Regions from separate parts of the Mus musculus genome. Here all the other regions are linked to region 5. Evidence: chromatin loops called from intact Hi-C (ENCODE). Cell type or tissue: heart. All regions are shown on one strand. Region 1 overlaps Shoc1 (shortage in chiasmata 1). Region 2 has its middle 18 kb from the start of Gm12596. Region 3 overlaps Shoc1 (shortage in chiasmata 1). Region 4 holds the start of Ptgr1 (prostaglandin reductase 1). Region 5 has its middle 2.6 kb from the start of Ugcg. Region 6 has its middle 12 kb from the start of Hsdl2.

Region 1 (5,000 bases), 63 kb before region 5:
GGAGAGATGTTGGAACCTAGTCCAGTCCCTTCTTTTTCCAGCAGTGAAAGGGAAAACGTTACTCACACAACCCCCTGCTGTGAAATCCTGCTCAGTACAGGCCCTAAGACAACTGGCCTTGGACAGAAACATTAAAGACAAAAGACAAAACTGACCAACCAACCCACCTTCTTCTCTTCCTCTCCCCTATCCCTTCCTCCTTTCTCTTCCCTCCCCCGCCCCACCTTCCCTCTTCCTTTCTGCTACTGCTCTCACCTTTAGGATAAAACTTTACTATGTAGCCCAGGCTGGCCTCAACCTATGATTCTCCTGCCTCAGTCGTCTACATTTATTGTAATCCAGGGCTATTATCGATTATGCTCCCATTGATATTCTTGAATGTGTAGCCTAGTATTCTTGTACATTTCTCTAAACTATAAATTTAGAGAATTTTTCTGAATTTGCTCATAAATGTCAACATGTTTTGAGAAGTGACAGTTCTTGTTACTCTGTATCCGCCCTAACTTTTAATTTCATACTTATAAATTTTGAGAAGTTTGTAGATGTCCAGTTGTCTTTTGAGGAAGTGTTCCTGCCAGATGGTTACCTACCCAGTTACAATTGGGAGTTTCTGTTAATATAAGGAAGAGACCAGGTGTTGGGAAATATATAGCAATCTCTGCCATGCTAATGACTTTCAAGTGCTGAGTTTTATTTAGAACTTGGTTTATTCTAAACACTTGGCAACACTTGAGTCCTACATAATATATGATGAGCACCAGTTTGTAAATGGGCATTGGATGCTTAAGTATCTTGTCCAAGTTTAGCTAGAAAGTATGATACTGAATTTTAAACCCAGGTAGTCTGACTTTACTATCCATCTTAATCAGGCCACACGTCATCCAAAAGGAGTGTTTGCTTCTAGTCCGCCGTGTGTCTGCTATGTATACTTTCTCTATACATTTCATCAATTACTACAGGGGATTTTCCTTATCTAGCGTCAGGAAAATTTACCTTCTCTGAATCACTTTTTCCCCTACTGTAATTGATGTAACTCAATCATTATTTTAAATACTTGAAACTTTTTTAGCAATTTCTTTTATTTCTTTTACTTCTAAGTGTGTTTGTAGCCAGGCGTGGTGGCGCACACCTTTACCTTTAATCTCAGCACTCGGGAGGCAGAGGCAGGCGGATTTCTGAGTTCTAGAACAGCCAGGGCTATACAGTGAAACCCTGTCTCAAAAAACCAAAAAAAAAAAAAGTGTGTTTGTAGGCATGCATGCATACATGCATGTGTGTGTGTGTGTGTGTGTGTGTGTGTGTGTGCAGGCATGCACGTGAGTGCAGGTGCCTCTAGAGGTTAGAGATCGTATGATCCTCCTCTAGTTAGAGTCAGGCAGTTGTAAGCTGGCTGATGTGGGGGCTGAGTCAGTTCAACCCCAGCACCATATCTCTAGCCTAAACAATTACATTTCTCTGTAAATTCTATTTCATCATTCTTGCACCATTGTTATTGTAAATCTAAATGTAAATAAAACCAGTTCAGACACATTCTTGAATATAAAGCCCAAGAATCATCGTGGGAGGGGGGAAAGGAGAAACTCCATTGTAATCATGTGAATGTTTTCATTCACATTCCATGTGGCCATGAGGAAGTTTCTCTGGTTTTGTTTTTTGCTTTTTGTTTTGTGTTTTTTTTTGTTTTGTTTTTTTTACATTCATACAGAAAAGTCTAAGCATTGCTGCCAGGATGCTATTTTAGTATAACTAATGGAGGTCTCACCTCTGTGCTGAAGCTCTCCGGAGCTCATCACCTACAGCATAGTCTGACATCCTTAGCATACAGCAGCCCTAGTCACTATGGAACTCTCAACCACTGGCCACTCTCTGAACAGTTCTCAGATTTTCCTTCTCTCAAGGCTGTTGGACAGTGCTTTATTTAAAAAAGAAAAGAACACAATAATAATTATTTTGCTCATGTCTGCCTCACCCGTCAGACCACAATCTTCCTGAGATCATGGTTCATGCGCCATGCCTTAATTATCTTTATGCTTTTCCCAAGGTAATCACTGAGACAAAAAGTTAATTCATTTCTTCTAAAAAAAAAAAAAAAACCTTTTCAAGTAACAATTTATTTTTGCATTTCTGTTAAATGTTGGTTTTCAGTGTTCTTCCCTGGATATTAATGTGTATAAAATGTTCCACAGGCACGAGCACATACTTGCTAGGTGAGCATGGCATGAATATGGCAAATAGTCTTCTTGAGACAGAATTGCATATCAGCTCAAACCAGATGGTGCAGAAAATCTGGATATATGGAATGAAAAGTACATTGCATAAGTGTGTTACACAAGTGATTTATTGTCTCAGAAAACTAATGTATAGGTGTGGCTTCTTATACTATCTTTTGATCATCCTGAAGGAACTGTTTTGTATCAGTAGACCAAGAAGAAATATTTTACCACAACATATTCAGCATTTTAAAAAAAATATTTATTTATTTTATGTATATGAGTACACTGTCCCTGTCTTCAGACACACCAGAAGAGGGCACTGGATCCCATTACAAATGGAATTGAACTCAGGACATCTGGAAGAGCAGTCAGTGCTCTTAACTGCTGAGCCATCTTTTCAGCCCTATACAGTCCATTTCTATATATCAGGTTCCAGGGACAGCCAAGCTGCATAGAGAGAGAACCTGTCTAAATAAGTAAGGAAGCAAGTAAATAAGTAAATAAATAAATAATAGTATAAGTCTAGCAATTCGTTTTATTTACTTTTTAAGCTGACTCACTTTTTAAAAAAAGATTTATTTATTCATTATTTATAGATATATGTGAGCACACTATTGCTCTCTTCAGACACAACAGAAGATCACATCAGATCCCATTACAGATGGTTGTGAGCCATGTAGTTGCTGGGAATTGAACTCAGGACATCTGGAAGAGCAGTCAGTGCTCTTATCTGCTGAGCCATCTCTCCAGCTCACTGACTCACTTTTTATTAGGTATACAGTGGTACTGTGATTTTTGTGTGTGTGTCTGTTCTAAATGGCTAGATTTCCCAAAGGCATTGTTAATCTCATGCAATATTAGTTATCTAATCAATTATTCTTTTGTATCTCTACAACTTATCTGTTGAAAGCATGTCATCATTTCCTTGTTATACTTTCCATAGTCTTCTGACACTAACTTCCTCAAGGAATGACTGGTTTTATGTAAAGGTGCAATCTCCCTAGTCACTTGACAGCTCTCACCAATTAGCATAGTTCCTGCATATAATATGTGCTTAAAAGAATTTCTGAGGGCCAGGCAGGTTCAGTGAGTAAAGGCACTTGCTGCCAACCTGATGACCTGAGTTCAATACTTAGGACCTGGAGAATAGAAGGAAAGAAAAGACTCCCTCCCAGTTGTCTGCTTGTCTTCACACAAGTGCCCCCACACTGATACATACCACACCCTAAATAAATAAATAAATAATAGATAAATGCAATCACAATAGTTGATGGGTGAATCTGTGAGTGAATGATGATACCTTACTGGATATAAGGCTTATGTATTATATCTATGTAATTTTGGGAAAATCCCCTAATTTCACTGAGCAATAAAATGGGAGTCATTTTAGGGGAATATTACTCAAGGAAATGTTAAGTTGTAGTCTGATTTTCCATTTGTCACAAGGAAATAGTGACCCAATTATTTTATTTAATCCAGCCAATATGCTCCTGAGTTATACTCTCAAGTCAAATGTATGGGTAAAGTTTCTAACCTGGTCAGAATCTAAGCTTACATGAATTCTTCCATGCACATAAAAGGAACAGCATCATGTGAGATGGCTCATAGTCCAAAAACTGAGGAGTTGACCAAGTGAGAGAGGTCACCATGCCTACAAAGTTGAATGCTGAAAAAACAACGAAAGAAAAACTAGGCTTACATACTTGATTTCTTGCATTTGATGGGAAGATAAGTACACCAATATGAAACATTAAGTTTCTCTTCTGCACCTGCAGAGTTTTTTTTTCATGCTAATGTGACTGTAGCCACAGCTCTCTTACAGTAGTAATTATCTACTTTAATAATGCTGAGTATGGGGCTGGAGAGATAACTCAGTGGTTAAGAGCACTGACTGCTCTTCCAGATGTCCTGAGTTCAATTCCTAGCAACCACATGTGGCTCAAACCATCTGTAGTGGGATCCAGTACCCTTTTCTGGTATGTCTGAAGAGATCAACAATGCACTCACATATATGAAATAAATAATTTTAAAAATCTTTTAAAAAGAAATAAAGAAAGAAATGGACTATATAACTTGCCTCTGCCTGCCTCTGTGTGCACCAGCAGCAGCTAGACTTGTAAATTTACCTGTAATGCCGGCGTTCAGAAAGCTGAGGGAGGAAGATTATAAATTCAAGGTCAGCCTGGGCTATGCTGCAAAGACCCTGTCTCAAAGATAAACAAGGGCTAGAGACATGGCTCAGTGGTTAAGAACATCTGTTGTTGTTGCAGAGGACCTGAGTTCTGTCCCCAGCAGCCACATGGTGACTCACAACCCTCTGTAACTCCACTTCTAGGGAATCCAACAGGCAATAAGCATGAAGGCCTTCTGACCTCCACAGGTAACAAGCAAGCATGTAGTGTGCATACTCAGATGCGTGCAAAACGCTCATACACATTAACAATAATAAATCTAAAAATATTTTTGAGAAATACCAAGGATCATCTCCAGTGAAACCTATAATTTTTAAAACATTGCTTATGCGTTTTGAGTTTTGCTTACAGGCATCTCTGTGTATCCTATACATGCCAAGGAGGCCAGATAAAGTTCCCCGGTTCCCCAGAACTGGGATTACAGTTGTGAGATGCCATGTAGGTACTGGGAACTGAGTCCTAGCCCTATTCAAGAGCAGCAAGTGCTGAGCCATCTCTCAAGTCTGTAAACTTGGAATCTCAAGCTAGAGTAGGTTATAACAAATGCCTCAGATATCCAGAGTATCCTATATCATATCTGTCCAATGTGGAAGAC
Region 2 (5,000 bases), 55 kb after region 5:
TTTGTTTTTTTTTTTTTTTTTAATTCTTCTCCCTGGAGTGTCCAGAACCAATGACATAATGAGGAAGTAGAGTTCTTTGGAATTCTCTACATCAGGTGACAGGAGATGACTCATGTTCCAGCCAGCAAGCCTGTCTCGGTTGAGAATGAGTAAAGAGGCGGTATCTCCCCTGTCAGCTCTCCTCTCATTTTCCCAATAGAACGCCACAGAGAACGCCTCCCGACTCTTACGGATTGCAGGTTAAGCACTCGAACTATTCACCAATTGTTCAGCCCATCTGACAAAGACCTAGGCTGGGAGTTCTGTGACTATGTAATATGAGACATTGAGCAAGAAGTGATTAAAAGGCCATCTCTCAGGTTACCCTGGTCGTAGAGGCATTTAATACTGTCGAACTTGAAACCCCAGAGCATAATGCACCATCGGGAACTGTCTCCAGCTACTGTCACAGGCAGAAGCAAATTCTGTAGTAAGAGGGGCTTTAGAACTCGCTTGTCTCTGTGACAGTAGAGGACAGGAGCCCAGTGCAGGCTTCCTCCTCAGCCCTTGGGTTTGTGATTCAGAGAGCCAGCCTCCCTCAGCCTTTCCATGACGTACCATCAACCCATACCTGCCAGATGTTCAGAAAGATGACATTTAGTAACAGGGTCCTAGAGAAAAGGGCAGGCATCTCATGCAGGTAGAGGGTGCACTGTGCAATGGGATAAGAAGGGATAAGAGGAGTTCGCCCTCTGATAATGGGCAGAGGGTGGTTCTAGGTGTATGAGGCATTGTCAGTAAGGGTGGCTCCAGAGAAATCCAAAGGAATTTCTCATTGTACGACACTAGCCCACAAGCACATTCTCACACTGTAGAGAGACATTACCAGCAGGTAGGAAATGGCCATCTTAGGCAAGAGGGAAGACACTAGTTCTTGCAGGTAAGCCAGTATCTTTAAATGCTTCGGGAGCCAGCCAGGCAAGCTATTCCAGCAATGAAGAGGTGTGGCCCCAGCCTATGGCGCCATACAGTGAACACCCAAGCTCTGTGGTACCGATTAGTTATGTAATAAATGGGTGATTCAAAGATCATGATTCCTACGTCAGCTCCCCTGCTGCTCCCAGGAAACCTGCTCTGACAGTGACTCCGCGTGAGCAATCCTGGGGGTGGTTATGCATCCGCAGAGTCAACATCAGGACCAAGTCACATCATCATGGTGGTGGGGTAAGACGGACTCCGGCTCACCTCCTTTCATCTAAAGAGGCAGGCCCGGTTAAGTGTCTATTCTTCGGGAGTGTCATTCTCCTGAGAGGACTGTGAATTTCTGACGACAGTCCAAGGGATGGAGCAGAGTAATATTCTAATCCTACAGAGGATCCACCCTAGATCCTAGAGGAGATCTTCAATCCTAGCATCAAAGCTCAAAGGGTATGACGGACTTGGTGGGTGAGATACCCACCACTCACCAGACAGCATCGGACGCTATGGCTCTATCTCCTTCCCAGCCTGCCTCTTCCCACAAGTCTCCTTGAGTGTGGGTCTGATATTGACTGGCACCGTACTGCTAACAACACTGGGAGAGGGGGAGAATCGTCAGTCCCCCCTCCCACAGTGCTCCAGAAGCATCCAGGAGTCACGTGTTTCCAAGCACAAACCCTATCCCCATTTCTGGATGACTATGAACAATTAATCTCCGAGTCTCCATTTCTTCACCTCTAAGTTAAGGATAACAATATGCACTTTGACACATTGTTTTGAACCTTAGCCTCAGCCAGCCATGTGAAGCACCTAACTCAATACTTGGCACAAGCATGAGCCCCCTGAGTGATTATTGCCATTCCTGAGATTAGGGAACTTCCGAGTTGGAAGTTCAGGGCGTGGGGTGGAAGGCTGGAAAGATCCCTCAGTGATTAAGAACACTCGCTGATCTTGCAGAGGTCCTGGGTTTCAGTTCCCAACACCCATATGGGGTGACTCACAACCATCTCTAGCTCTAGTTGCAGGGGATGGGACTCCCTCTTCTGGCCTCCATGGGTACTACATATACATACATGCAGGCACACACTCACATAAAATAAACATAAAAATAATTTTTAAATAGTTGCAAGTCTGTTAGTCACCCACAAAGCATAACAAGCCCTCCTGCAGTTTTTCCGTTTCAAGAATCTCCCATTGCACAGCCAGGGCACTTGACAATCCACCTCTGCTTCAATCCATCCAAGCTTAAGGAACTTCTTTTCAGGAGTCCTGAGATGCCTCCTGAGATACATACAGTTCCTGGGAGCTCCTCCCATTCACAGGGGCGCTGCTTTCCGAATGCCAACTAAACGCTTCTCTGGCTGTTGCTCTCCTCAAGGGCCCCCTAAAGTTGGGTATGGTCATGGCCCTGTCTAGATGACACAATACTTGGTGTCGATAGGGTGTTCCTTAAAGTCCTCCTTTCTCCAGAGAAAGCATTCACAACTTGTTCTAGTTGGCCCCACACAGTAGGTTCTGCATCTGGTCACTCCCCCCAGACGTTCATCTGTGGGCACTTGCACATTGTGCTCTGAGCTTCTTCACCTGTGTCTGTCACACTCATGCAGCCAGGCTACACCCTCATCCCTGCGTCCCTCTATCCTTACAACCTGTGCTGGTTTCATTCCTATTCAGTCCTAGAACAGGACTTCATACTTGTGCCTGTGAGATTTCATCTGGCTTAATTTCATTCGTCATTCAGGTGGTGAAGACTTTTTCATAGGACACAATACATTCATTCTCTCACGAAGGCAAAGAATTGTGCAAAATTCTCAAGACCAGACTCTGTGTCCACCCTTAGAAAATTCTCCTCTCTGACTTGATAATGAATCTCTCTCTCTCTCTCTCTCTCTCTCTCTCTCTCTCTCTCTCTCCCTCTCCCTCTCTCTCTCCCTCCCCCTCCCCCCCTCTTTCCTAAAATTATTTTGTGCTACCACCCAGCTAGTATATCTGTATTTAATCTCAATTTTATTGTAGAAGACTTTGTTTCCTGTCTTATTCAAGTTATTATTTCCTGAGCAAACATTTATCTAGTACCTGCTGTGTCTTGGCACTGTACTAGATACTTGCAGAGCAGGCAATGCTGTGGTGGTAAATGTTTAACAGCCCAGGGGGAAGGCCCTGGTTTACACTGTCTCCTGATTTCTATAAAGTACTACTGCCAACATGGAGGATTCCAAACTACCAATATGGCATCATTGAACATGGAGTTGGAAAGAGATGTATGTGCACAATCAGCTCATGTGATGGAGCATGCGTCGATTGCAACACACCACTGATAATGTACAGGTGATTCATGGGCGATCTCTGCCCCAGCAAAGCTTGTGGAGGTTATTATAGGTTAGTGATGCAGTCATACCAAACTCCTTTAAGACAGTAACCCAGGTTCTGGGTGGGGGGGAACAGCAAGTAATGATATACACGAGGGTCTGAGCCTGGATCCCCACAGAAAAATCTGGGCCTGATGATTCGGATGTGCACCTATAGCCTTGGTGCTGGGAAGGTAGACATGTGTGCCCCGTGCTCTTAGTGGTCAGCCAGATCAGCCAGAATAGGTAGTTTAGAGACCTTGCCTCAAAATCTCAAACCAAACAGAAGGTGTTTGAGGAGTACAGCCAAACTTAATCCTGTGGTTCTGCACCTGTCTGTATAGCTAAGCACACACACTTTCTCTCTCTCTCTCTCTCTCTCTCTCATACACACACACCACACATACACACACACTCACACACACACATACACACACTCTCTCTCATACACACACACACATACACACACACACACACACACACACATACACACACATACTCTCTCACACACACACATACTCTCTCACACACACACACACACACACACACACTCTCTCTCTCTCTCTCTCTCTCACACACATACACACACACACACCCCTACCTAGCTATCCTGGAACTAGCTGAATAAACTAAGCTAGTGGAAGATGGCCTGGAATTTGCCGAGAACCACCTTCATCTGCATGCTGCCTGTTGGCGTGCTTGGCCTCTTTATTCAGTTTTGAAGTTTGATTTTAACCAGGGTTGATCCTTCTCTTTTGGACACAAAAATCTTTCTACTTGATAAAAAAAAAATACAAGAAAATAAAGATAATCATCTTTTTGCCTTGTTACATTGAAACAAAATCTCCCTAAATGTTAGGCAGGATAACACCCCACACCCCAACTAAGAGAACACATTCTAACCTTCTAATAAGGAGGAGATGTGAAGATGTCATATCATATAACAAAGAAGAATTAGGGTCACAGATGGAATTAAGCCAGCTAAATAAAGGCTTTACGTAAGACCATATACTGTTTTGTTTTGTGTGTGGGGGGTTTTGTTTAACTCAAGAGCGCCCAATACAACCCCACAGGTCCTTTAAGCAAGGAAAAGAGACAGAAGATGCGGTCTTCTTATTTTGAAGACGGAGACAAATGTCCAAGAAACAAGAAAAGCAGGGGGCTGCTGAGCTGGAAAAGGACAAGACAGGACAATCCTCGTGGCCTCCATGAGGAGAGCCATTCAGCCCCAACCTCTAGTCCTGCACGCCTCATCTCCAACTTCAAACCTCCAGACCTGTAAAGAAAAAAAAATCACCAACTTCAAGGTCATGTCACTACAGCAGCAACAGCAGACCCGTGTCATTTTCCACAGATGATGCTGGAAGGCCCAACACTCCTTGTGTTAGCCCTACTATGCTGTAATAGTTCATTAGCATCCCTACTGTGGTATTCTAGTCCATCAGCAGAAACAAGATATTAGGCTACCTCCTAGTTTCACAGGGTACTTTTGAAATTCAGGTGCCCTCACTGGTGCAGAAAGGGCTGTAGATGTCAAGGCCTGCCCTCTGGCTGGGAGGAAGGTGTCACTCTGCCATAGAGACTCACACACTCGGTCTTACCTACTTCCAATTCAGGAGTTCTCAGTCTCTCTAGCTGACTTCAATGTCTTCACTGAAGTGCTACACCCAAACGGAACCTCAAACTTAACCATTC
Region 3 (5,000 bases), 90 kb before region 5:
ACTCTCGTGTAAGTTGAGATGAAGCACTGGAACCCTCACCAACAGCATCTAACCCTGTGGCCACACAAAGACTGTTCTCTGCTACCAAAGCAGTTACAGCACTGGGAATGACATACGTGAAATTATCCTTTCCAGAGAGCTCTTCTTTGAAATCTAAAAATGGATCCTTCACCAGATAGAGCTTCAGTCTGCTCAGGAGACCATTCACAGTTGGTAGATGGTTGTCCATTGCTTTATTCATAAAAATCATTTCCTCATCAATAAGCAATCCTGAAAAGAAATAAATAAAAAATCTAATAGTTATACCAGAGATCTAGATGTTAAATATTAACAGATTTTTCAAACACACTGAAATCATTAAGTTCCCTATTATACTATGTATATAAAACACAGAATGTGGTACCCAGACAAAAGGAAAATCTCAATAAAATGTAGTATTATTTAGCATATGGAAACAAAGACAAATGTTCTGAAACAGTTGCATAATAGTGACATATACTTTATCAACAAAGACGGACTTAATCAATCAAGGGAAGTATTCTCTTCTTCAAAACAGTACCAAAAGTTTAAAGAAATAAAAATACTGGACTCTGACTGAGTCTGGCTTTCTGTTCTCTGCATCATTTAATCTGTAAGGACATACAGTAAATAGATATGATCTAAAAAGCATACATATGAAATCACTGACTCCATCATTATAAAGCTACCAATACAATGCTGATTCACAGTTAGTTATAGTGAAAATCTATATACTAGAATATCTACTTGGGAAATATGATGTACTTTACATATTAAAAACACCATGGTAATATTAACCAGAGATGTACAATTTCCTTTCTATTTTAACCTTCAATGTTTGGGTTACTTTAGAAGCTTGGCTGCTTGTATGAGTTTCTAAGTTTTGGATAGGAACACTAAACTGGCCCCCTTCTTCAGTAAATTTCTCAGTGAAAAGAGAAAGGAAGGAAAATGTATGCTTAGAGAAAGAAGCACTCAGAAAGCCAGCATCTCCATCATGAAAGCCTCCTTGAGTGTGGAGAATGGACAAGTCTCTCAGATTCAGGAGGGAACAGTATGTAGTTTTCAGGCAGTGATGTCTCTCATGGCCTGAGTGATATGCATGTGCCTCATCAATATCTGACAGAAGACAAGCAGCTGGAAGCATCCCTTGCCTGTGCCAAATACATGTGTCAAAGAACTTTTGAAATAAACCAGCCTCTTAGGTGACCATCAAGTCATTTCAGTTCCTGTCAATCTCAGGGCTTATTTGAGAAAATTAAGGGTGGTTTATTGGTGCCATCCACCCATTCTGCAAAACCAACGAAGTCATGTTAAGAGTGAAACGACAAATTGTATCTTATATCTCGGGTATACTAAGTTTCTAGGCTAATATCCACTTATCAGTGAGTACATATCATTTGAGTTCTTTTGTGATTGTGTTACCTCACTCAGGATGATGCCCTCCAGGTCCAACCATTTGCCTAGGAATTTCATAAATTCATTCCTTTTAATAGCTGAGTAGTACTCCATTGCGTAAATGTACCACATTTTTTGTATCCATTCCTCTGTTGAGGGCATCTGGGTTCTTTCCAGCTTCTGGCTATTATAAATAAGGCTGCTCTGAACATAGTGGAGCATGTGTCCTTCTTACCAGTTGGAACGTCTTCTGGATATATACCCAGAAGAGGTATTGCGGGATCCTCCGGGAGTACTATGTCCAATTTTTTGAGGAACGGCCAGAATGATTTCCAGAGTGGTTGTACAAGCCTGCAATCCCACCAACAATGGAGGAGTGTTCCTCTTTCTCCACATCCTCGCCAGCATCTGCTGTCACCTGAATTTTTGATCTTAGCCATTCTGACTGGTGTGAGATGGAATCTCAGGGTTGTTTTGATTTGCATTTCTCTGATGATTAAGGATGCTGAGCATTTTTTCAGGTGCTTCTCAGCCATTCGGTATTCCTCAGGTGAGAATTCTTTGTTTAGCTCTGAGCCCCATTTTTTAATGGGGTTATTTGATTTTCTGGAGTCCACCTTCTTGAGTTCTTTATATATATTGGATATTAGTCCCCTATCTGATTTAGGATAGGTAAAGATCCTTTCCCAATCTGTTGGTGGCCTTTTTGTCTTATTGACGGTGTCTTTTGCCTTACAGAAGCTTTGCAGTTTCATGAGGTCCCATTTGTCAATTCTTGATCTTACAGCACAAGCCATTGCTGTTCTATTCAGGAATTTTCCCCCTGGGGCCAAAAAGTGGGAATGGGTGGGTAGGGGAGTGGGGGGGGGAGGGTATGGGGGACTTTTGGGGTAGCATTGGAAATATAATTGAGGAAAATACGTAATAAAAATATTTAAATATTAAAAAAGAGTGAAACGGCATTGGTTTATATTCCATTTCCTTGTTACTCACAAGCTCTGAGCTTGTCACCCCAAATAAAGCCACATTTAGATATATGTGCTGCAAGGGGACATTTTATGTCACTTGGCATCCCTATACCCTTTCAGTCCCTTCAATTAAACCACCATTTTTGATGCAGCCACTAGAGGTCAGCAAATCTCCACAACCAATGCTGTTAGACAAAGGCTGTTTTCATGGGAATGGTGGCTTCCTTACACAAGTACAGTGGTAGTGTATCACATGGAGTTCTTACTCTACAGCAAGCATGTGTGCTCACAGTGTATTACTCTATTGTAGACAAATGATAAGCAGGAAATGCAAGGTGGCTAGTTATGAAAGAAGCAGAAAAAAGAGGCTTGGTAACAGGAAACTTTACTAGAGTCACTCCTGCCCACCTAAGAAACCCAAGTTAAGCAGACAAAAACAGGGTGAGTTCCTTAACATGTGTGTATACAACAGTAATCATTTCTTAGTGGAAACCGGTGAGTATCTTAAACAACAACAACAACCCATATTAAATATTAAATAAAAGGCAAGACATTCCTCGTCCCCTAGCCAGGAAAACTAACCAGAACATTTTTCAAGGATCTAACACTGATTTCCGAACAGTTGTTATTTAGAACTTTTGGGGAAAATGACTACAAACTAAATCTCGACAAATACACGAAGAAGTCAGGGGAAAAACCAAGAGACAGATGGCATATGTCACAGGTATATAAGAGCTGATTAGGTGACATTAACACAATAGACAAAACCGTAGACAACCCAGAATTCAACTGGAGTGGGTCAGAACTTAGCATTTAATAGAAGCATCATCTCTAATAGTGGGAAGGACTCTTAGCTAAATGATACTGGAACAAATACCAAAGTGCTTAAACATTAAAAAATGTCCCTAGTCCTAAACATAAAAAAACCTGAAATACAATTACATAATATATTTAAAAATTAGTAGGGTGCCATGGCACACACTTAAAAATCCCAATACCCAGGAGTCAGGTAGATTTCTGTGAGTTTAAAGTCAGCCTGCTCTACAAAGTGAGTTCTAGATCAGTAATGGCTACATAGAGAGACCCTGTCTCAAAACAAACAAATCCTTAAACAATGGAAAAGTTATATAATAAAAGAACATTTTGTAATTAAAAACAAAAGAAACCATAAAAAAAAAAAAGAACATTTTTCTAAGCACAAATTCAGTGCTAGAATCAATAAAGGAAAACATCAGCAGAACTAATCAGAATAAAGTTAAATGCATTTGGAATTATTGGTGTGTTTACATATTTTTAGATGCCAGTAGAAAATAAAATCACTTTACAAAAGAAAATATATAAATAGCCAATACACACTAATAGCTTTTAAGGATGTAAAACATACATTTTCCTCATCACACTGGTTTATGTGTACCCAGTGACAACAAGGCTGGCACGAATAAGTTATTTTTACACTATGCCAGCAGTGCTAAAGCTAAGAACAAAATCAGTGAAATATTTATATCTCCAAGATTAACCTCAGTGAAATAACTAGAAATGCTCTGCCCAGTGTAGAAGAGACCCTCCTACTGGATGCCTGCAGAAGACAGCTTCTTGCTGCTGCTTTCGGATCAAGATGTAGAACTATGGCTCCTCCAGCACCATGTCTGCCTGCATGCTGCCATGCTTCCTGCCATGATGATAACAGACTGAATCTCTGAACCTGTAAGCCAGCCCCAATTAAACAGTTTCCTTTATAAGAATTCCTCTTTTCAGGACAAGAAACCCAAACTAAGACAATAGATAACTACAAAAAATAGATTACAAAGATAATAAAGTGAAATCTATGATACAGGACACAAATGAAAATAAGTTAAGTATTATTTTCTCCTAGTTAATTGCTTTTATCCAAAAATGGCTTGTAGTTGCCATGAAATAATAACAGCTCCATGTGTGTAGCCTGTTGGTTTTTTATAACTATCCCCATATACACATGTAATGTAATATAAGTATATCTTTCATCTCCACAAAATTTTACAAGAAGTTTTGATAATAGATCAAGAAAAACAAATTATAAAAGAAAGCTAAAACCATAATCTACCCTCAAGCCTCAATGACAACTTTCCCCAAACTATATCACATAACATAAAACAGCAGTAAAGTAACCTAGCTATAGGTTTGGTTTGGTTTGGTTTGATTTGGTTTGGTTTGGTTTGGTTTGGTTTTGAGTCATGGTTTTGTTTTGTTTTGTTTTGTTTTGTTTTGTTTTGAGTCATGGTTTCTCTATGTAGCCCTGGCTATCCTGGAACTCACTATGTAGACCAGACTGGCCTTGAACTCTGGAATTAAAGGTGCTAGATTTAAGGATTTACAGCACTCCTGGCTATAGCATTTCTTAAATAGCAGGAATGATTATATAACAGACTTTCAAGTTTTGATATTAAACACAGACTAGCCATCATAATACAAGACAGTTCTCAGCAATCTTTGAAAAACTCGGCCAGCTAGAGAGGAGATTTGGAAAGTAGTTTGGATAAGACATAATTTTAGATAATACTGACAATAACTTTTTAAAATCTGGTGTACTTCTTGGCATAGTATGACCACAACTCCATCTCACATATATTAGGTAAGACC
Region 4 (5,000 bases), 200 kb before region 5:
TCTGCTTAGGGGCAGAAGATACCATTCATAATTAAACCTACCGTGCTGCCAATGGACTCCAGAGCCTTGTGCATGTGAGAGAAACGCTCTTACCAAGAGCTTCACGTCCAGCTCCCCACCCGTGCTCTCTACTGACGATAAGAAGGACTTTCCATTCGGAGCAGCCCAGCTGTTGATGGTGACGATGATAATGCTACTTTTATTATTTTAGAGGGATCCATTTGTTTGCTGTTTTCAACTATTGGCCCATCCTATTTAAGGTCAAGGTGAGTAACTTACTCAAGGCCACATTAGTAACTACCTCAGGACAGTGTTCATGTAGTGTCTTAATTGGCTTTCTACTATTGTGATAAAGACCATGATCAAAACCAACTTGGAAAAGGAAGGGTTTGTGTCCCCTTACACACCCCATCACAGTCCATTATAAAGGGACATCAGGGTAGGGACTCCAGGAAGGAACCTGGAGGCAGGAGTTGAAGCAGAGGCCATAAAGGAACCCTGCTTACTGGCTTACTCTCATGACTTATTCAGTCCGCTTTCTTCTCTATACCATCACCTCTGCAGGGATGTCACTGCCTAAAGTGAGCTGAGCCCTCCTCTATGACCTGTCCTTCCAGAATGTTCTAGAGAAAATGTCTAAGACTTGCCTACAGGCAACTTGACAAAGCCATTTTCCTTAGCTGAGGTTCTTCTTCCCAGATAACTCTAGCTCCTGTCAACGTGACAGAAAAACTAACCAGGAAACATCGTGTTTTATTACCTACCTCAAGGAATACCAAAGAAGATGGGCCTTTGTTAGAGTGACTTCCAACTGTGTATTTTCTGAAACTCTGGATCCAAGTTTTGGCCACTGCACCTTAAACTTGGACAGTGACTCTGGCATGAACAGCGCCTGCATCCTGTTCTCAAAGGCTTGCTCACTGCGGCACCCCACAGACAGCCCTCATAGTCTGGTCTCTGGCAGGGCACAACTGCTCAACTCACTGTCACCATCAGACTTGCAGGGACACAGGAGACTTCCTCCTCTGTCAAAGCCATGAAGGTTAAGGTACCCAGGTATACCCAGGTATGAGCTGCATCAAAGAAACTTCCTACCTGGGGACAGGGCACATTAAAGCTTCAAAGAAAGAAAGAAAAAAAAAACTAAAAAGATTTATGTGGCAGATTGCAAAATGGACACGGATACCTCCCACCACTGTGTCCTGGCCTTCCGGTCAAGAAATCTGTGGGCTGTGAATGTAGCCCAGTGGTTACCTCAGATCATGGCGAGGAAGAGGTAGCCAAAATAGATAGATAGATAGATAGATAGATAGATAGATAGATAGATAGATAGATAGAAACAAAAAAGAAAGAAAGAAAAAGAAAAAAAGGAATTTGCCAGCCTTTAAATCTGGACAACTTACTTAGATCTATGGGATTTTTAAGAAAAGTACTATAAGTAGAAGCTTGAAAAGTTCTCAAACTTTGGAGTTTGCCAACCCCAGGCTGTTCTAGATCCACCACAGAACCACACTGCAGGGAAGGAACCCAATCTGGCCTCCCGGAACGGCAGCCTGAGCCGCAGGAAGCCTGCTATCCTTAGAATGACAATGAGACTTTTATACTAGTCAAACTGCTAACACAGAGAACTGTAAACTAATTAAAAAAAAAAAAACTATTGTCTGAAGTCAAATGGCGGGACTCTCTTTTCTGCAGCAGATGCAAACTGTTGCAGCCCCCACTAAGATCTCCCTTACCTCCATTATTTAAGGGTGGGAGCTCAGTCGTCTTCAACTCGAAGTTACCGTCCGTAGGGAAGCCTTCGAAGTGCTTCTTCAGGGTCCAGCTCTTGGCCTGCACCATCCTGGTATACCTAGAACATGGTAAACGTGGACTCAATGACCATCTTAGAGCCCCTGGGCATAGCACTGAAGCTGGGAAACATAGCCCTATTATCATTTAGCATATTATCATTCTATTACATTCATTGAGAACTTTCTGGCATTATGCTAAGCACTTCACGTGTCTGATCTCATTTTATTCCCATGATTTTCCTGTCAAGACTCAGGTGTGTAGATGCGGAAACAGGCTAAAACAAACACTCAAAGCAAAGAAAAATGTAACCTGGAAAATTCTGTCCGGGCCATGCTGGAATTTCTCTAGAACATTAAACAACTAATGGACGTGCAAAGTCCTGCAGTTCCTCACCTCTCCTGCTGTGACTCCTCAGGAAAGCCTCAAATACAGAGAACCAAAGACCACAGGTTTGTTTTGTCTTTTTCCTACAGAAGCATGGACCTCATAGCCACTAGGGGGCGCAGCGGCTCCATCTAATTTTCTCTGGTTTTGGCTCCAAGGTGGAAATCAATTATTTGGTTTCATCTTGCCTCCAGGCAAAACCAACAGACAAAGGAGCTAGTGCTTTCAAGGGTTAGAAACCCAGACCAACCCATCATCACGTGGGACCCCAGTGAATTCTTCAGATAAGCAATCAAGGCTAACCAGTTAGTTCACCCTGGACATAGGGTGGAGAGCCAATCCAAAGCCCTACCCTTCCTTCCTATTGGCTTGTAGCTGTTTGCAACGTGGGTTCTCGAAACCCAGGCTGGCCTTAGTGATCTTACAATCCGAGCTTCATGAGAACCATTATGTGGCCTGGTAATCGGAACCGAACCCTATACAAGTGATCTTAACGTCTGAGTCATCTCTCCAGCCTCCATGTCACCTGCCCTGCAAAGTAAGATTTTTTTTTAATTGACAAATTTAAACTTACCTTGATAGGACACAGTGTCTGCAATGTAGAGTGCCTAACATACCCATCGCCTTCTTTAGCTTCTATTTTCATGAGAAATAATCTGCTTGGTTTGAACTATTATTATTATTATTATATATCATTATTGTTTAAAGAGCCACACTCATGTTTCTGTACCCTTTCACAAATACTTTTAGCCCTTTTCAGCCTCTAATAACTATCATTTCACCCCATATTCATGAGTTCAACTTGTTTTTCTTTTTCTTAGATTTTTGTTTTGGTTTGGTTTAGTTTTTCTGAGACAGAGTTTTTCTGTATAGCCTTGGCTGTCCTGGAATTCACTCTGTAGACCAAGCTGGCCTCGAACTCAGAAATCCGCCTGCCTCTGCCTCCCAAGTGCTGGGACTAAAGGATGTGCCACCACTGCCCAGCTCAACTTGTTTTTCTGATTACAGCGCCCGTCTGTGTAGCCAAGGCTGGCCTTGAACTCACTATAGCAGAAGCTATCTTGGAACCTTCCATCCTCTTGCTTCTACATGCCAAGATATAACAGGCATGCTCGCTCAGGTTTAATCTAGTTTACTGTTATTACTAGTTCGTGTGTACATGATGCAGGTGTGTGGGTGAGGGCGCTTGCGTGTCACCGAGAGCCTAAAGCGACTTCAGGAGTGGGTTCCCGCCTTCCACCCGTGGTTTCAGGGATCGAACTCAAGTCATGGGACTTGTGTGATAAGCACTTTCACACGCGGAGACATCTATTTCACAGGCGGGTTTCCCTTGTGTTTTAAGAATACATAATTCCGTCTCTTTTTCCAAAAAGGCAGCGCCTGGTCCTTCTGAAGTCGCCACAGGTCTAGTAGGTCCCCCTTGCAAAGGGTCCTCTCCGTACATGGCCTGACTTGCAAGTGTAGCTTTCACTGCGCATGCGCAAATCCCCACCCCTGTCTTCTCTTTTGAATCAGTTTGGCAATCCTGCAAACTCTGTTGCCCAGGCCTTCCTGGGTGCTGGCAGTCGCGCTCCATGCACCCACAACGGAACAGGCAGCCAGACTTTGCCCTATTCCTAGTGCGGGTCTCAATCTCTTCAAGGGCGTGCAGGACCGCGAGACGACCCCGGCCTCCCTAACTTCCTAAGTGCAGAACCCAGGAGTCGCCGAGTACCGGTGGGGTGGATTGGGGGTGCCTGCCGTGCTCACTTGCTCAACCAGGCTCTAGATGCTCGGCGGGGAGAAAGAAGGGGTTGGAGGAGGGAAGAGAGAAAAGAGAGGGCTCAAATAGAGTAGTGTAGAGTCTACTTACACAAGCTCACAGAAACTCCTTCCCGGGAGACCGCTCTGAATGCTTCGCAAAGCGCCCAGGACTTGACTTATACTGGGCGGTCGGTGAGGGCGGGGCTTCTCCAGGGAGGGGCAACTTCTGGAAGCTTTGGAGCTTCTGCCCACACACAGCAGGGAAGGGACATTGGGAGGGGTGTGTGTGTGTGTTTAAATATTTTTTTTCTTTTTTGCTTAAGTTCACAATTTATGTTTGCATCAGAAGCAAAGAAAACAAGAAACTACTACACAGTTAATTCAGGAAAAATCCTACCACCTCTGGCCAGCATTAGTTAAGCCAGCTGCTGCTGCTGACTACTTCCTGTCGTGAGGCCGGTGCTAGGTTCTCTGAAACCTTAACAAAGAAGGTGTGCAGTCATGGCATCTAAAAATATATTTCGTAAAGAATAAGGTGAAATAAAATGTAGTTGTGGCAGTGGGGAGATGGAGTCTGCATTGCTTGCTTCCAGCAGCCTGGTGTCCCCAGATCAAGAATCCCGTTCAGGTTAAGTCCCAAAGACAGCTAGTTTATTAATGGTGAGGGAAAACACTTGCTTTCGATGTAAGGATGTAAGCAGAACATTTAGAAATCTATGCTCCCGGGCAATGCCTAAGTCACAGCGCTCAAAGAATATAATTTGCACCTAAGCTTAACTATGGAAGGGGGTGGGGTGCAAGCTGGTTTACTCTGTCCTAAAGACCGCCCTTCTGTAAAGGAAACGTTAGGGAGGCTTCCTGAGGACCGTTGCTCAGGCTCACGGCAGAGAGAGCACCCAGTTCATTAAAAAAAAAAAACAAAAACAAAAAAACAAAAAAACTCTTAAGTCACAAACATTCGTTGAACAATCTTGCTTGAGGTGATGGGCTCAGAACCCCCCCCCCCCCCACCACCACCACCTTCTCCTTAGGCGACCTTGACCTTTTATCTTGGAGTTTCTGATCCCCATAGGGAACCT
Region 5 (5,000 bases):
GAAATGAATGAAATGCTAAAAAGAAAGACCACAATGTTTGAATTGCCAATGCATCTTAGTGTCTCTGTCAATATATTTCACTGCATTTAAAATGTTAAAACTAATACGTATATAATATTGTTTGCCAAACAATAATTGATTCAATTAATTCATTTCAATATACTCACTTTAGAGAGCAAGCAACGGGTAGAAGGATCAAGAGTGTGCTGCTGTCTCTCAAGAGTGCTTTCTTGCACCAGGTATAGTAGCTTATGGCTGTAATCCTGGTAACTCCAAAAGTTGAAGCACGATGGCCAGTGGGTCAAGACCAGGAGCTGGGGAGATGGCTGAGCGGGTGAAGGGCCCTGAGGACTTGAATTCAGATCCTTAAAACTTAGGTGAAACTCTGGCAGCAGCAGTTAGGGTCTATAAGCCCAGTGCCGGGTGAGGATGACCAGGGGTTTGAACACGGGAGGACCACCCGCCGTCTATCTAACACTGTAATCTTCAGGTTCAGTGAGAGACCTTGTCTCTCAATCAATCAATCAATAAGATGGAAAAGATGATAAACTGTTTCTCTGCTGGTGAATGAATATATTCAAGGCACATTAGATTATATTAAATGCAGGTTTATTGGGAAGCTGCTCTCCGGCAAGTTACTGGCCCCAAGGAAGGAGGCCAGGGAAGTCACCATGGGAATTAGGGAGAGAGCACCCAAACAGAGAAAGAAGAGTAGGAGAAGAAGAGAGAGGAGGGAGAGGAAACCAAAATGTCTGGATTATATAGGGAAGAGCCTCTGGGGGAAGGGCAGCCCAGCTGGCAGGCTGGAAAGTATAGGATTGGGGGCAGGGTGTGCCAAGTAGGGACTAGGGGATGCTGGGAGAACCTGAAAGCCAGGTTTGCTTTGACCTGTAAAATATATACCTTAGTCCCTTGTCCTGGGGTCCAAAACCAAACAAGGGTGACTGAAGAAAACACCAGATGTTAACATCCAGCCCCTCCACAAACACTGACACAAACAAGCACACTCTTGTACACACACACACACACACACACACACACCACACACACACACACACACACACCACACACACACCACACACACACATACACACACACATACACACACACCACATACCACACACCACACACACACACACACACACACACACACACACACACACACACAATTTTTGAAAAGTGTTTTCTGCTCAAACTAACTTAGGAAAATACCAATACATGTGTAGGAAATAGGAGACGTAACTAAGCAGTAAAGAACACATATTAAAGTTCTGACCTAGCAAACTGTGGGTTAGCAAAATACATTGTAAGATCAAATATGAAAACTTTAAAAGTAAGTAAAATAAAGCAGTTTTTAGCTTGGTGTTCAGATAAGAGCAGAGGAGCTGAACAGGATTTGAACTCCAGTGACCTGTGGGCACTCCCCTAGACCACACCCACTAAACAACCAGCGGTTTATCAAAGGACCAAACAAAGGTATGCTAATCACCCCAGCTGCACCAACATACACCACTTTTCTAATTCCAATTAGAATATATATATATAATTTCTCTTGTCAAGTAGAATCAGTATTTTTTTTCTGTTTTTGAAAACTTCATTTGAACAACATACGTTTTTGAAACTTCAAATGAAACTTCAAATGTACTCAGTGTCTAGGAAGTAATTTTTCCGCACGTAAGTTTGGAAAGCTTTTCTAAGGATGAAAATTCACAACAGACGTCTTAAAACAGTAACAGTAAGGAACCAATTACTGCTACCATTCTTTAGGGTTGGTTTTTGAAGACCAGGTTTGACTGAGTGTAACCCAGGTCAGCCTCTCACCATCTTCCTGCCTCTGACTCTCAAATACAAGGGTTACAAGCGTGCACCACAGTCCCAGCTCTGAACTGTGATTTTAAGGATGTTTATTGAAATATTAAAAGAAAAAAAAAAACAATGCTGACAAAGATAGGAGATGTAGTCAGTGAGCGCTGGAATGCAATGAGTGCTGTTTATCCACAGGTGGGTTTTCTGATGGTCGTCCCTGTTTGACCAGGCAAAGTCACACATCAGTCCTTTGAGTCCATGCTGGGATTAGACTAAAGGCCTTGAGACTGCCAAGCAGGTGATCTGACCCTGAGCTATACCTCTAGGGCTTGTATATCTTTACTCACTTCTCTGAATTAATTTTGTGGGAGGGACGAGGGAGATGATTGATGTCTTTTTCTCTTTTTAAAAAATACTTTTTAAAAACTTAAGAACAAAGAAGAATTCTGAGCAAACTTATTTGTGGCTTTTGTCAATGTAGAATAGTTCATTTATGCACTGAACAAAATATTTTAGTGCTTACAAGGTAGAGTTAGTGGATCTCATTGATCTTAGTTCAGACTTTCACAGCATTTCCTGTTACATATATTTACATAATTCATAATACCTAAGTCATGAGACATGATGTGAGTTACCTATTTGAATATATTTAATACATATGTTTATATAGTATACTACATAGCATATGTGTGTGGAGCATTCACTATTTTAAAATGTCTTTTAGAGTAGTTTTAAGTTCACAGCCAAACTGAGCAGAAAATCCTGCTTTCCCACACATCCCACTATATCCCTCTCCAGGACTTCTCTACTGTCAAAATCACACACTCGTGTGACACATTTGTTACAATCAATGAAGCAGCACATCGTTACCACCCAAAGTCACACTTAGTACTAACATTCACTCTTGGTGTACTTTCCCATCCATGACAAGTGTATGTCATCGACCACGTGGATCATACACAACAATTGGCAATCGCTGGAATCTTTTGTTTTTTACTTTGCCATTCTCAGAGTATCAATGTTGACATTATAAAGTATGTTGACTTTTTAGATTGGTGAATGAGAAATTTCTTTAAAGATGATATTTTCCTTGTGCTGGAGGGATGGCTCAACGGTTAAGGGCACTGGCTGATCTTCCAAACCTGTGCAAAGCAAGATCTACTTGGTACTCACAACCATCTGTAACTCTAGTTCTGGGGAAATCAGATGGGGGAATCAGACGCCCTCTTCTGTTCTCCATGGATACTGCATGTCCGTCCTACCAGGGTCTTTTTGAAAGATTAACAAGTGCTCTAATAGCTGAGCCAGCCATCTTTCCAGCCCCTAGAGCTCTGGTTGGAAAGCCAGGTTTGAGCAGACTAAATTTAACCAGATGAAGTGCAACAAAGTTGATCATTATTCACTTATACCCAGTTACACCAACTTTCTTTGTCCTTTCTGTGTTACCCACCATACTGCATGGAATCCTTTGCTGTAAAGGTCTAGGAAAGATTTGGAAAAAATGAAAAATGCTACAAAATGCTCAAATTGAGAAATTCATATCCTTGACCAAGTTCAAGGAAGTATTGAGAACACACAGCATTGTTTTGTATATGACTAGCAAACACATTTTAAGAAAAAGAAACCTGGCCTATTATTTTTATTTGTAAGATGTCACTGAGTGTGAGATGCATTTCCATTTTGGATTCTTGAAAATAATGGATTATTGAAAATGTGTTAAGAATGCTTTAAAAGTGGGCCTTAGAATTGATTAATCACAATCGTGGCATTTAAAACCCTGTGCTATTATTTCTATGTATGGATTCCATCCTGCTGTAACTCTATTAACCAGTAACTCTCAACAACTGGAAATTAATTTCGAAGCATGGTTCTTTCCCACTGATTTTTCACCAGTAGAACAAAGGACACTGCAAACCTTAAGGATTTTTTTTTTTTCCTTTTTCTTTTTTCGAGACAGAGTTTCTCTGTGTAGCCCTGGCTGTCCTGGAACTCTGTAGACCAGGCTGGCCTCGAACTCAGAAATCTGCCTGTCTCTGCTTCCCAAGTGCTGGGATTAAAGGTGTATGTCACCACTGCCCGTCATTTTTGGATTATTTTTTAAAAGTAACTTGAATAATAAACAGTTTAAACACAGAACAATTGTAAACAATATAGATGTATCCAGGCTGAAGAAACAAATGGAAACATTTACTACTAGCTTCTCCCAGTTGCGACTTAAAGTTAGAATACTCTTGTTTTTCCACCACAGGGATTCATTGAATTTGCCCAGCCTGGCCTGGAACCTGTGTGTTCAAGTTCAGGTAATTCTCCTGCTTCAGTCCCAGAAGTAACTGGGCTACATACAGGCTTCTCACACAGCCTAGCCTTCATTTCCCCATTTTCAGTATCGTGCACATGCATAATTAAACGTTTTAGTAATAGCAACATTTAACAGCTTTTTAAAAATGGAGTAACGTAATTTAACCCAGTATGACTAAAATCTATCATCCCAGCAAATAATACAAGATTTATGAATGAGATGGTTTGTCAGCGGTGTACTGGCAACACTTAACAGCCTAGCACTGCTCGAACTAGCTACATTTCCATAACTCTCTTGGCTACATCTTAGCCAAATTACACTCAGCTGCCCTAGAGAACGCACAATCTTGCGCGAATTCAGCATCAAGCGATTCTTCCAATTCTGAGTTTGGGGATTCCTTAAATAACACAGTCTCTTGGCTCCTCCGGATTTGGCCAAGATAAAGTGTAGAGGCGGCGCGTGCTGCTTAGAGACAGTGCAGGGGGGGGGGGGACCGCGGGCGCGGGCGGCGGCAGCGGTTGGTAGCTGCCGGGCGGCGAGCACGCGGGGGCAGCTCCACCCGTGGGCGCGCGGGCCGGCACCGAGGCGCGAGGGCGCCGCCCCGGGGGCGGGGGCACGGGCACCGGGCTCCAGAGGGCGGGGCAGGGCGGACCGCATCGTGCCGGGATTCGGACGCCGGCAGAGAGCACGGACCAGAACGCAGAGCCGCGGCGAGCGAAAGGGACGACGGCGACGGCGGCGGCGGCGGCGGCGGCGGCGGCGGCGGCAGCGGCAGCCCAAGGGTCTGGACCACGGGAGCCCGAGCGCGCGGCAACGGCCGCCTAGAGCGCGCAGCGCGGTCAGCCTGCGCTCGCAGCACACCAGCGCGCGCACGCTAAGGGGTGCGCGGTGCCGA
Region 6 (5,000 bases), 380 kb after region 5:
CAAATCTTTTCTCCCTACCTTTGGACAGTGAGCTAGATAGAAAGGAGAGTCAAAGCATTTGAGAACCCTTATTAAAGTAGGTTTTTAAAAAAATCTAAGCCTATGGATAACTAGAACTTGAAGCACCCTATGATCCAGTAATCCACTTAAAATCTACACACTAAAGATCAATGTATATGTTTAATATATCTGTACTCACACATATTGCAGCCAAGAAATGGTTCATGCCTGCAGTCCCAGTACTCAGAAAGCTGCCATCAATTTAAGGCTAGCCTGGACCTCAAAAATAAGACCTGCAGGGCGTGGTGGCACATGCCTTTAATCCCAGCACTTGGGAGGCAGAGGCAGGCAGATTTCTGAGTTCGAGGCCAGCCTGGTCTACAAAGTGAGTTCCAGGACAGCCAAGGCTACAGAGAAATCCTGTCTCGAAAAAAAAGAAAAAAGAAAAAAAAAAAAAAAAGCCCTGCATGCATTATCTTCCCTTTATAGTTGCTATCTATTCTCTCACGTTTTTGTGTTCTCAAAAAACAACAAAAAAAGCAAACTTCTGTTTGTTTTTTTATGAGCTCGAATCTTACTTGGAGTCCAGGGCTTGCCTGAAACTCACTACCTTCTTGACTTAGCCCCCCAATCAGTGAATTACAGGCATGGATCACCACAACCCGCTTTTGATAATGTTCTCCATAGCCATGTCTTTTCTTTGTAGGAGAGACACTGAGATCCTGGACAGCGTGTTGTTGTTTTTCCTTTAACCTCCTCAGCCTTTGTTTTGCAGGCTGTTGCTACTGCCGTTCATGACATTTGCACTCTAGATTTTTCTCCGTGGTGTTGCAAACCATCACAACAACTTGCCCTCTGGAGATTTTCAGCAATTTTAAGGGACAGTTTTTGGCTGTTCAAACTCAGAACTGGCAATGGATGAGGCAAAGTTACACAACAGTGTCATGTATCTAGTGCTGCTCAGCTAGCTCTCCTTGTAAAATAGGTTAGAGTGGTAGACTTTATGTTAGGTGTGTTTTACTATAGTAAGTGGATAAACTGGCAAAGGGTGCTATTGGCATCTATAGATTACAGACCAGGAAGTTATTGAACTTATTATATAACGCCCACAATAGCCTTCTACACAAGAATTATTTAACCACAAAGGCCAACCATTAAGGTTGGGAAATCTTGCTGTCAGTTATTAGCTGTGTCATGAAAAATATACATGTGATTATCCATCGAGCAAACAGTTTTACTTTCAGAAATATATGGTAGAGAAATAGGGGTGCTGAGCAAGAGTACACACATGTCCAAATATTTTTTATGGCAACACTTTATCATAGAGACAAGTCTGAAAATACCTAAATGTCTTAAATTTGTGTTTCACCGCAGATACAAAGGATTACATTAATTTGGAACACACTCAGATGAAGACAGACTATAAACTGCTTTTAAACAGTTAAGGTAGGGAATTGATAAGAAAGTTCAGCAGGCAAAGGTGCTTGTCACAGAGAGGCATGGCTATCTAAGTTTGATCCTTGAAACTCCCTTAAAGGTTGGGTAGAGAACTAAGTCCACAAAGTTGAAGTCATCCTCTGACTTTTACACACTCACCCAGAGCACACACATCCACAGTCAAGTACACATGATGTACACACACACACACACACACACACACACGGTTAAGGTAGGTTTTTTTTGGGTATAAACATGGAAAGAGCTCTGTAATACACTCAGCAAAACAAAACCAGAAGTGGGCTTGCTAGTCCATGCCTGTAGCCCCAGAATTTGGAAGGCTGACATGGAAGAAGTGTGAGTTCCAGGCCAGCCAGGGCTACATAAAAAGACCCTATCTTAAACATTAAAAAAAAAAAAAAAAAAAAAAAAGAACAAAACTATGTTTTGATACAGTGTAGTTGATATAAAGTCTTCCCTCTGCTTTAAAGAGATGAAAAACGTAATGATAATATAAAGGCCAGTATTAGAAGAGGGTGCTCTCTCCCTTGCCTTTGGGATTACACATCATCACCAGGGAAATACAAATGACAGTACAGGGATGAGGATATCCTACAACATCGCATAACCCCTGACAGTAATGAAGCAAACAAGAGGAGACACAGGAATCCTATATGGAAGGTTGGTACCATAACAGAAGCAATTGCTACACTCGGAAAACTCCAGGGATTTCTCAGAAGGCGACTCTGGGGCAAAGCGACCTATCTTGTGTGAGAAGAAAACGAACATTTTCAAGAGACCCTTGACTCTCCTAAAGTCACTGAAAATATCTGCCCTTGGTCATAACATACAGTTAATTTTTTTTCTTTTTAAAAGATTTATTTTTTAATTAAAATTTTAAAAAATTCAAAACAATTTTAGTGTGTGTGTGTTTAAGCATATGAAGGTACCCATGGAGTCCAGAAGAGGAGGGCTTTAGATCGCATGAGTCTGGAATTACAGGTGGTTGTTAGCCACCAGATGGGGGAGCGTTTAAATACAAAGTATTATTATCTAGGTGCAGTATCTGTAATCTTAGCTCTTGAGAGGGAGAAGCAGGAACATTGAGCGCTCCAGGCCAATACATTTCTTTTAGGGATTTAAATGATCATTACATTATACATTCTATATAACATATTTTGTTTTCTCAAAACAGTTTTCTTTAAAGATTTTTTTTATCTATATGTATTCTTCTTGATGGCAGCTCTATAGGGAACCTCGTATTTTTTGCCTTAGCTCAAATTATAGTTGTCTATCGCGATGCTAACATTTTTCTGGTGGGCAAACTTGAATTTTAAAGAAACACCGCCACCTGGTGGTAGTTTGGACTGTTTGCTTTCATTTCTCTTTGGTGTGTGCATGGACGTCCTGGAGCTGGTGAGGCCGTTATTTGAGATTGTGAAACTGCTTCCTAATGCTTCTTGCACAGTTTTACATTCCTTGCTGCAATGTCTGAGGGTTCCAATTTCTCTAACCCCTGAACATTGGTTATTTTCTATCGTTTTGATTTTAGCCATTCTGTGGCTACAAAGTGAGGTAAATTCATGGTATTTGGTTGCATTAATGCTGCTGTGCGTTTCCCTGTCTGCGTGTTGACTGTTTGCTTGTCTTTGGGGAAGAATTTTCTATTCAGATCCTATGGAGGTTTTTTCTTTTGTTTCTGGAGATGGAGTGTCCCTGAGTGGCTTAGTCTGAAATCATAAATCATACTTTTGCACTCAAACGATCCTCTTGCCTCAGCCTCCAAGTGTTTCTAGATTTTTTTTTTTTTTTTTTGGTTTTTGGTTTGTTTGTTTGTTTGTTTGTTTTTTGGTTTTTTGAGACAGGGTTTTCTGTGTAGCCCTGGATGTCCTGGAACTCACTCTGTAGAACCAGGCTGGGTGTTTCTAGATCATTGATATTTTTTTTTTCAACTTAAAAATTTAGCTTTATTTTTATGTGTATGTCTGTGCACAATGCATGCATCGCTGCTCACAGAGCCAGAAGAGGACCTCTGAAACAGGCATTATAGACTGTTGTGAGCTGCCGTATGGGTGCTGGGAACGAATCTGAGGCCTCTGGAAGAGCTGCCAGTGTTCTAACCACTGAGGCATGGCTCCAGCTCTTCTTTGATCACTTTTTTAAAACTACATGCATGCACCTGTGTGCCACAGTGGCTACAACTTGGAGAAGCCCAGTTCTCCCCTTCCACCGAGCGCATTTAAACTCAGCTACTCAGGCTTTGCAAGCGCTTTTACCCACAGAGTCATTTCGGTAGCCCACTTTGTCCATTTAAAACTCTCTGGCCAGTTATCTTTCTTGCTATGTTGTGAGTTTTTCATAAATGCTAGATACGGGCTGGTGAGATGGCTCAGTGGGTAAGAGCACCCGATTGCTCTTCCGAAGGTCCAGAGTTCAAATCCCAGCAACCACATGGTGGCTCACAACCATCTGTAACGAGATCTGATTCCCTCTTCTGGAGTGTCTGAAGACAGCTACAATGTACTTACATATAATAAATAAATAAATCTTTAAAAAAAAAAATAAATGCTAGATACTAGTTCTTTATCATTTAGAAGATGTTAGATCTGGTTGGGTGCTCTATAGATCGCTCTACCACTTTGTTTTTCTTCTTTTCTAGATGGGGTTCTCATGTAACCAGGCTGGTACCAAACTCACTGTGAAGTCAAGAATGGCCCTGAGTTCCTCCTGATCCGCCTACCTCCTCTTCTCTAGTGCTCGGAGTGCAGCCGTGTCCCACCGTGCCCAGTCGTCTTTCCATTTCTTGATAGCATCTTTTGAAGCACAAAATACTTTGAGAGTGGCTGAAAAAAGTTGTTCAAAGACCTCAGGTGTGGTACCTGCTTGTAATTTCAGCCTCCGTTTCCCAGGCAAACTGGCTAGTAAGCCTAAGCCATATCTTTTGGTGAGCTCTGGGTTTGATTGAGAGACTGTCTCAAGGGCAACAACCCCTAGCCCCCCAGATGAATGCAAACACATGTGCACTACATAATTATACCCCCATCCATGTAAGAACATACAACACACACATAAAAACTGGGAAGGAGGGCACTTGGGAGGGAGAAAATAGATTTATGGAGTACCAGGTAAGGGGCAGGGAGCAGGTAGACAGTCCTATAACTAGAGGCCCCTCTGCCTATGAAGTTCTAATCTGCTGGACCCCAATACCTTTTATCTCTCTTGCTTGGGCTTCTGCTGCTGAATCAAAACAGTCATTGCAGAAGGCAAGGCTCTGAATGTTTACCTCTGGGTTTTCTTCTCAGAACTTCATTCTAGTTCTTACATTTAGGGCTTTTTTTTTTTTTTTTTTTTTTTTTTTTTGGTTTTTCAAGACAGGGTTCTGTATAGTCTTGGCTGTCCTGGAACTCACTTTGTAGACCAGGCTGGCCTCGAACTCAGAAATCCGCCTGTCTCTGCCTCCCAAGTGCTGGGATTAAAGGTGTGCACCACCATCGCCCGGCCCACATTTACGGTTTTAATAGATTATACACTATTTTTTTTCCCTATGGAGTGTGAGGGTGGGA

The links. Peaks named below come from ENCODE experiments on the same cell type or tissue, not always from the same donor. Only the 100,000 strongest peaks of a DNase experiment are listed, where the experiment ranks them.
Region 1: a loop joins it to region 5, with 7 times the contacts of the local background. A loop is called at or near these places in 6 of 42 quality-filtered maps.
Region 2: a loop joins it to region 5, with 2.4 times the contacts of the local background. A loop is called at or near these places in 7 of 42 quality-filtered maps.
Region 3: it touches region 5 in a loop (8-fold over the local background); 24 of 42 quality-filtered maps call a loop at or near these places.
Region 4: a loop joins it to region 5, with 4 times the contacts of the local background. A loop is called at or near these places in 2 of 42 quality-filtered maps.
Region 6: a loop joins it to region 5, with 2.4 times the contacts of the local background. A loop is called at or near these places in 5 of 42 quality-filtered maps.

What each region holds. Positions count from the first base shown.
Region 1 is chr4:59,121,232-59,126,231 of GRCm38, forward strand. The region is part of intron 1 of Shoc1 (shortage in chiasmata 1); the gene reads right to left. All of the region lies in intron 2 of Gm35527 (a long non-coding RNA gene), which reads left to right. Among named protein-coding and RNA genes, the nearest start is that of Gm35527, 5.8 kb to the left of the region's middle. In heart, a CTCF peak has its summit at 2,520 (motif pointing right); no DNase peak of the experiment used is centred here.
Region 2 is chr4:59,239,314-59,244,313 of GRCm38, forward strand. No RefSeq gene overlaps it. Among named protein-coding and RNA genes, the nearest start is that of Gm12596, 18 kb to the right of the region's middle. In heart, a CTCF peak has its summit at 1,996 (motif pointing left); a DNase peak (open chromatin) is centred at 168; H3K27ac peaks cover 961 bases.
Region 3 is chr4:59,094,014-59,099,013 of GRCm38, forward strand. Shoc1 (shortage in chiasmata 1) reads right to left here. Exons shown (of 28, transcript NM_001370843.1): 6 at 117-270. Among named protein-coding and RNA genes, the nearest start is that of Gm35527, 21 kb to the right of the region's middle. In heart, a CTCF peak has its summit at 2,552 (motif pointing right); a DNase peak (open chromatin) is centred at 2,548; H3K27me3 peaks cover 196 bases.
Region 4 is chr4:58,983,008-58,988,007 of GRCm38, forward strand. It overlaps Ptgr1 (prostaglandin reductase 1), which reads right to left and starts at 4,071. Exons shown (of 10, transcript NM_025968.3): 1 at 4,031-4,071; 2 at 1,737-1,852. The coding sequence starts at 1,842. In heart, a CTCF peak has its summit at 2,281 (motif pointing right); DNase peaks (open chromatin) are centred at 2,504, 3,674 and 4,104; H3K4me3 peaks cover 1,471 bases; H3K27ac peaks cover 856 bases.
Region 5 is chr4:59,184,448-59,189,447 of GRCm38, forward strand. No RefSeq gene overlaps it. Among named protein-coding and RNA genes, the nearest start is that of Ugcg, 2.6 kb to the right of the region's middle. In heart, a CTCF peak has its summit at 3,043 (motif pointing left); DNase peaks (open chromatin) are centred at 4,884 and 4,984; H3K4me3 peaks cover 962 bases; H3K27ac peaks cover 981 bases.
Region 6 is chr4:59,566,938-59,571,937 of GRCm38, forward strand. No RefSeq gene overlaps it. Among named protein-coding and RNA genes, the nearest start is that of Hsdl2, 12 kb to the right of the region's middle. In heart, a CTCF peak has its summit at 2,795 (motif pointing left); a DNase peak (open chromatin) is centred at 2,804.